Regions from separate parts of the Mus musculus genome. Here region 1 is linked to region 2. The links are chromatin contacts, found by Hi-C in ENCODE. All regions are on one chromosome and are shown on one strand. The core of a region is the stretch at or near the end of the contact, and the rest is flanking DNA. Distances in the headings are between cores, read along the strand shown. Region 1 holds the start of Rps15a (ribosomal protein S15A). Region 2 holds the start of 1110004F10Rik (RIKEN cDNA 1110004F10 gene).

The links. A loop is a pair of places that touch in the nucleus more often than their neighbours do.
Region 1: a map of adrenal gland shows a loop between it and region 2 (7-fold over the local background). The contact joins the promoter of Rps15a here to the promoter of 1110004F10Rik in region 2. A Hi-C loop is called at or near these places in 2 of 37 maps with a recorded cell type or tissue (adrenal gland and heart).

Annotation. Positions count from the first base shown.
Region 1 is chr7:118,114,606-118,118,635 of GRCm38, forward strand. It overlaps Rps15a (ribosomal protein S15A), which reads right to left and starts at 1,542. Exons shown (of 5, transcript NM_170669.2): 1 at 1,531-1,542; 2 at 504-641; 3 at 180-259. The coding sequence starts at 636.
Region 2 is chr7:116,092,127-116,096,066 of GRCm38, forward strand. 1110004F10Rik (RIKEN cDNA 1110004F10 gene) reads left to right here and starts at 1,254. Exons shown (of 5, transcript NM_019772.2): 1 at 1,254-1,399. The coding sequence starts at 1,337. 1700003G18Rik (RIKEN cDNA 1700003G18 gene) reads right to left here and starts at 1,023. Exons shown (of 4, transcript NR_029433.1): 1 at 936-1,023.

The sequences.
Region 1 (4,030 bases), core at 292-2,791, 2.0 Mb after region 2:
GCTCTATCCCACACAAAACTAACCAATAATTTGAACAAGTAACCAAAGACACCAAGTGAAATGTGGGTACTAAAACAGAAGCATAGCCTTAGCCAATTCCTTAAATCAGGGAAGTAGAGCAAGAATGACAACACTGTGAAGTGGCAGACAGCTGCAATTTGAGAAGCAAGATGTCTTACCTTGTTCAACCTTCCTGTGAGGTTCACAACAATCTTCCCAGCTCTGTGATCATCAATGATCTCAAATTCACCAATGTATCCTATAAAACAAGTGACCAGCGTCAAACCAGACATCAATTTGAGACCTAAACCTTTACGCCAACACTAACTTTTTGCCTATTAGATTTTTCTCTCATCTGAGTCTCTGCATCAGAATTCTGAAAGCTCCGTATCACATAAAAATTTTTGGGAGTTAGCATCAACACACCCATTCTTTTCTTGAACGGTTACTGTCTTTCCCTCCCAGATCCAGCACTGTCAAAAACCCAAGACACCAATACTCACCGTGCTTCATCATCACGGTTAAGAACCGAACGATGACTTTAGAACATGGCCTGATGAGGACCTGGCGTTTGCCTCTCTTCTCAGCGTTGTTGATGCTCTTGAGAGCATCCGCCAGAACATTCATTCGCACCATGGTGGCTGTGGAAAGAAAAGCCGGGGTTTGCATCAACACCCAATCATGCTGTCCTACCCCCATTAGCTTTTCCTAGGTCTAAGCAACATTCCCAAGAACCAGGAAAAATTCACTACAATTTCCCGACTGTTCAGCACTGTTCTTCAGAGTCTAGCCCTCCAAGACACTCCTATTCATACCACCCACCACACAAAATAGCTGGGGAGAGAATGACACAAGCCGAGCCTCACCACACAGAAGATAGCCTTCGAAATGGTGGGACCGACCAGCTAGCCAAACTGAAAGTGGGGGTGCGGGAACTGTCATTAGGAAAAAGTTCTGGCACCGTCTGCCAAGATTTTCAAAGCCAGCAGTGTGTCAAGAGGTTAACGCGACTTAACTCATTTACAGGTAACCATTTAACACACAGACACACACACACACCCCCTTTCGGGAGAAGAGGCAGTACGTGACAGGGAGCCCAGCCAGCCTACTGAACGGCCACAACCCATAGGCTACCTCCACGGCTCCTCAGGACGCTGCCAAGGCGTATTTTACGCGCCAAGAGTAAACCACGACGTGGTTCCCTAACTCGGCAGTGAGTGGCTGAGCCTAACTCCCCGCGCCAACCCTGGCCACGGCCGCGTGGGACACTCGGGACTCCAGAGCTCCCGCAGACACCGGAGGCTGCAGGGCCCACGCGGGCCACCGTCCCCGCCGGCCCGAGCCGAGCCCGGCCTGTTGCAGTGGGCCGGCTCCCGCAAAGGGCTACCCATAGCCCCCGACCCCGGCAGACGGAGACTACGGCCCCTGCAGGGATCTATAGGCCCACGGGACTCCGAAAGCGAACACGGGGTAAAGGGATGGCACAGATACCACACGGATGAACACGGAGTTTCACAAACACTCACTCACCGGCGAGGGAAGATGGCAGAAAGAGAGTGGGCCGGGCAAACGCACGGAATTATGGGAAGCGGAAGCGCTATCGCGAGACTTCATGGTCACACACTTAAAAAAAAAAAACCCAAAACCCTGTGATTTCTTATAGGACAACCAATGCGAGGGCGGGGCCTCCTCTGGGAGGGGCAGATGAAACTAGAAATGGTGGGCTGCTAGTCGCTCTGAAACTCGCGGCAGTCCTGCCTCAGCCTCTAGGGTTTTGGCATTAACGCCACTGCGGGTTCTTGCGTTTAGTTTTGTTTGCCACAATGAAACTCACTAGGTAGCTTCGGCTGGGCTGGAACTATGAAGACCAAGCTGACTTCTAGCCTCCACCTGCCTCTGCCTCCCAGTGCTGAGATTAAACATCACAGCACTTGGCTTTTGTTATTATTGTTTTGGTTGGTTTGGCTTGAATTTGGCTTTTGGAGACCAGTAGTGGCCCAATGCTGTCCCCGGAGTCATGAAAATCTTGACTAGTAACAGGGATTACTGCCATGGTCCGCTTCTCTCGCTCTCTCTCTCTTTTTTTTTTTTTTTTTTTTTTTTGTTTGTTTTTTTGTTTTTCGAGACAGGGTTTCTCTGTATAGCCCTGGCTGTCCTGGAACTCACTGTAGACCAGGCTGGCCTCGAACTCAAAAATCCGCTTGCCTCTGCCTCCTGAGTGCTGGGATTCAAGGCGTGTGCCACCATGCCCGGCTTAAGGTCCACTTTTCTTCCTCCTCCTCCTCTTATTATGCAGCCCTGTGATCTGTCTGCTTCACTTTTGTAACTGGGGTTACACTCCTCCTCCTCCTCCTCCTCCTCCTCCTCCTCCTCCTCCTCCTCCTCCTCCTCCTCCTCCTATTATGCAGCCCTGTGATCTGTCTGCCTCACTTCTGTAACTGGGGTTACACCTCAAGTGAATCTGTTGACTCCTAGCCTGGACCATTAAGCTTCAAGCCTACAGAGGTTCGGGAAGCTTCGTTCATTGCTGTTCACACTAAGTCTGGAGAAGCATCTGCCACATAGTAGGTCCTCGACATATAGTTGAAGAAAAAACTGAATGGACAAATCAGTTTCTCCATCTCTAAAACAGGGATGATAGAACCACTCAGAGGAGCTTTTGAGAGACCACACAAATGTGGCAGTGCTCAGCAGTGTTTGGCACAAGATTTATTTCCCCCAGAGGAACAAAGGACAGGGAATGAGAGACAAAGACAGGAGATAGAAGGTGAGGGAGAGGGGAACAAGGGAGAGGGAGGGAAAGGATGTAAGTCCTGGGAACAAAGAACTGCCTCTGCATAGAGAGGAGACAGGTGTGGCCCTTGAGCAAACGACAGTTTATGAGGGTAAAGGGGGAAAAAACCTCTTGTTAGGATGAAGTGTCTAACTCTGGTTAGACACGTTAATTAGGGTAGCTGCAAGGGGACTTTTGGTTGCTGGACCTCCATCCTTTGAAAGCTGGACCTTGGTAGTCAGCCTCAGAAGGAAGTGAGCAAATAAGTGACCAAATAAGAGAGCTTTAGGAATGTAACCTAATAGTTTTTAGAAAAGAGGAAGGGAGAAGAAAAAGGCCCGCCAGAACCATCTTTGTCATGCTCTGGCCGCCAGAGTCCCCTTCATCTTCTCTCACAACAGGGGAAGTCTTCATTCCCAGTCATAATTCACCCCACAAAAGGACCACAGGCTTTCCCAAGGTTTATAAGGATTTTGAGCACAGGTCTATTTCAGACTGACCTCAAACTCACATCCAGTCTCCCAATTTCCTTAACATGGACCCAATAGGAATGACTTCAGGAATTCAGATCAAAGCAGCAGTGGGGAGGGGTGGTAGTTAATGAATCTGAGATCCTAGTTAGTTCTGTGGGGATTTGGCTAGCTGATCCCAGTGTTGTGACCTTGGTGTGCCACAGAATCTAGATGGCCCCAGGCTGATGAGCTCCTAGAGGGGGTGTGTGTATGTGTGTGCACTTGTATAGAAATTGGGAAATTTGGGGTGGCTGGGCTGGAGGGAAGTGGAAAAAAAAGAACCCAGTAAAAACTGACTCACGTTTGTGATTTGTTAGAGGCAAATTAGAACTAATCAAAGATGAGCTGCTGGCATTTAACTACACCTTACAGACACTTAAAAACTAGGTTGGGTGAAGTGACACATGACTGTTTGAGGTGAAGGCAGAAGGGCCAGGAGTCCAAGGCCTACCCAGGCTTTCTGTGAGCCTGTCTAGAAGTACCAAAGGCCCAGACCTACAGGGCACAGATCCTAATGTCTGTCTCCATGTGAGCCTGAATGTGAGAGAACCTCAGGAGGGCACTCAGACACAGCTGACCTGAGCAATTACCACAATGAGAGAACAGAGTTTTCTTTTGTGATTTTAAACTTTTGAAGTCTTCCCATGAAGTCAGGGCTGGCCGCAAGAGATTACAAGTCAGCAATTTCAAAGCCATAGGATTTGTGACTTTACTTGAACTTGCAGAAAGGGAAGTATGCTTAAGG
Region 2 (3,940 bases), core at 4-2,503:
GGTGTCTCATAGACCACTCGGTATGGGGACTTAAGACTAGCCATGTACTGTTGTCATACTATTTGTTTATACTTGAAAAAAAAATCTTTTTAAAAATCAAGGCTGGAAGTCTTCAGAATGAGTAAGGGCAAGAAAGTCATCCTGACAGTATGTCAGGTTCACCTGTGGATGCAAATTCAGCTATAACATACAGAAGTTTATCTTCAGTATCTGAACACTGGACTACAAGATCTTGCAGGAAGCTTAGTTGGGGCTGGAAAGGGAGCAGGGAAATGAGGAAAAGGGAACTAGAAACAAGATTGCAAATGGGAAGGGCAGCGAATGTATCCATCCTAAGGGGGCGGGGTGGGGGTGGTCTCTTGCAACTAGACTGAGGAGACAGTTGAAACAGGTTGAGACTGCTACTGTATTGTAACTTTAAAGGGGTTTATTATATAGGAAACTTACCCCCCACCCCCACCCCAAGAAAAATAATAAAGATACAGGATTTTTTTTTGGCAGACAGACTTCAGTCGATGAAGTTTCAAATAATATCTACCTTAAAAAGGGATCAGAGAGTTGGGTCACTCTTATCTAGAATACACTAAGCCCAGTGGAAAACGGTCCACAATTCCTGAGGGGTGGAGCTGTTTAGAAAAAAAACGAAAAACAAAACAGCCAATTAACAAGCCTTCAGCTTCACACTGAACTCTATTCAGTAAGAAAAGAAAGGAAGGAAGGAAAGGAAGAGAATGAAGACGTTAGAATATCCCGTGTGAGCAGTAGAGACCACACATTAGGCTGGGGGAAGAAGCCATGTTTTAGGTTTTTGTCTTGGGCCGAGAACTTGTATTCAAAAAGCCTCAAACATTACACTTAAGTCTATGTGTTTAACTATGATGAATGTGTTTACTAACAGGGCAGAACCTCACACACACAAAAAGGCGAAAACCCACTCTAGGTCTGTCTGTGGCAACGAAGCTCTCCGCCAACGATCACCACCATACCCATCCACGGGAAAGCTCCCTCTACACGCCGAAGAAAGCGTAGCCTCCGAGGGCTCTCCCGCCACGCCGCGCGAGATGCTTCGCTCGGCCTCCTGGGAAATGTAGTTTAAGTCACTGAAGACGGCTTAGTCAGGCCAGTAAAGAGTGAGTCCAAAAAAACTACAACTCCCGGTGTGCTCCAGGGTGACGAGCGGCCGCAGCAGTGACGACTGTAGCGGTGAAGGGCCGGAGGGGGCTCTGCGTTCTGGAGTGGCGCTGCTTGGTCCGGCGGCTGGGTGAGGGCTGCTGGTGTCGCGTTTGAGGAGAACTGCGAGTGTGTTTGGCATATCCCCGTCAGGATCCCAGCTACGATGAGTGCTGCCCGGGAGTCTCACCCGCACGGGGTGAAACGTTCAGCCTCCCCCGACGACGATGTAAATAACAATGGATGAGGGTTGAGGCCTAGTGAAGGCTGGGGTAGGCCGGGAAGGGTGGATGGAGGAAGAAGCGCCCGAAGGAAGGGGGCGCAACGAGGGATGTCTTCCTTTTCCTACTAGAATCTGAAGGATTGAAGAGGCCCTGAGCTGAGATACAGAGACCTGCGTAGGAACGGGGGTTGAGGAAGGAAATCCTGAGAAGGGTCGAAAAGGAAAAAGAGCTTAATCGAGATGTCTTTGCGTTTTGGGAAACCGGTGAAGCTCATTTCTTAGTCATTTCAGGATAGATATGTCATAGTCCTGACATTGGTCTAAAACGCTCCTCTGGCAATCGCGAAATGTTCAGTCACATTTGGACAAATTTTCCAGCCCGAATCCTTTTTTGCAGTGTACTGGTAATTGCTGCCCTAACTACACCATTCTTAATAAACAGAGACCAATATTAAGCCGAAGATTGTGGTAGACAGTTTGGGGATGGAATAATGGCGAGGTCAGAGGGAGTGAGACCCAGAAGCGCATTTTGATGTCAGATACCTTTTTCCTGCCCTCTCATGCCTTCAGCTCATCAGTTTAAATAATAAACTGTCCCTTATTAACCTGTTCAGTACTGACTACAATGCCAGATACTGGAATTGAAGATTAATAAAGAGGATGCTTATATTTGTCTTAGCTCTAGCATAGTGTTTAGAAACTGCAGGTAACTTGTAAAATTAGGTTCTTCTATAATGAAATCCCTTGGAAACATTGATGGGGAAGTTGGTGGGAAGGGGACATGAGGAAGTCATCTTTGAGACAGATGAAAGCTGGTCTCGCTTATTCATACACTGTCAGCTTCAGAATTGTAACTTTTAGTGCAGTTTGACATCTTTCATAAGTCCTTTGTGAGCCATAAAAGGTTCCCTGAATTATTTTGTAGTTAATGAGAGAATACTAAGAACCACACTCCTTTGGTTGGAAGATGGGGTGTGGACCAGAATTGTAATAATAGAATAAATTTTAGCCTTGTGAGGAAGATTAGTAATCAATTAAAAAAGAGTGGAGGGATGACTGGTTGTCTGTGAGATTAATTCATGTCCCTTGTCTTCCCTGCGACTGGAATTTAGATCTTCCATTGTTAATACCGCCATTCTGCATTGTTAGGAATTTGTCTAGGTTTTTTTAGTGATCTAGATTGTAGATGTAAAAGAGCTGTTACATTGTTTTCCTCCCAATATCAACTGTGAGTTGATTCCGAGAATGTCACACATTCTTGCTTTGATAGACTCAGAAATAAAACAACTTTTTAGCCAGGTGAACTTTGATATATTTCAAATCCTATAACTGTTGTCTTGATAGTTGATTTATAGGTGATTATAATTGCATTTTCAAGATTGGGACCTGTGACTTTACCTATACTATCATAAAGACGACTGTGTTGTTGTTGTTATGCTATATACAGTAATGTGTCCCTTAACAGTGGTTTTCTTAACTCAGTTTCCATTATATATGGTTATTATTTTTTCTGCTAACTGGATATTACCTTGCTTGATGTTTTTGTTTGTTTAGCTCATCTGTATTTTCAAGATACACCTGGTAATTTTAGAAAATCAACTATCAGTTTATGTGTTAGTATCTGCTGCAAGGTTTTCTGATTCAGTGATTTGATGCATAATTGAGGGCAACAAAACCAGAAGATACTAGAAATAGATATCATATCTCAGAATGCGCTGCTAGGAAAGGGTGACATAGAAATAGTCTCAAGTACAGTGGGATATGTGTATGAGGAGTAACACCCTGACTGCAGTCTGTGGGGAGGAGGAATGAAAAGGGCTTCTTAAGGTTTCATTGGTTTGCTAGAAGTGGATAATGAAAGCTGTTCTATCAGAGTGGGAGAATCACAAGTACAATTAGGCACTGTGTTTCAGAGTGTAGTATTTTGGAAATGTGCTTGCTGTTCTTGGAAAGGAAGAACGAATAAACAACGATGCATTAAAAGAATATAATTAGAGATTGTAAAAATAGAGTTACTTAGGTAAAAACGTTGTCAAGATGTTTGCTGCTGTGTTCTTGTTGGGTATGTATGTGCTGGTCATTGAAACCTGGGCCTTATGTATAAGCTACAACCCCAGCCTGAGTGTATTCTTGAAAGAGAATGGGAAATTGGAAAAGTTGGATTTTAGATAGTTGTGTTTTTAGCCTTCTACAGTTCTGCAACTGTGCTTTGTAATTTGGCCCCATGCAGTATGTGTGGAAGAAGCAGAGGTTGTGGCCAGAGCATGGGGCAGCTCATGCAGTTTCTGAGCCTTAGCGCCCTTTATTCCCTGCCCACTGGTTTGCTTGTTGGACTGTGAGTGGCTCTAGAGCAGCGGTTCTCAGCCTTCCTAATGCTGCGGCCCTTTAATTCTGTTCCTTGTGTTGTGGTGGTCCCCAGCCATAAAATTTTTTGTTGCTACTTCCATAGCTGTAATTTTGCTACTGTTATGAATCATAGTGTAAACATCTAATATGCCACCCCCAAAGGAGTCTCACAGTTTGAGAACCACTGGGAGTGGGAAGTTA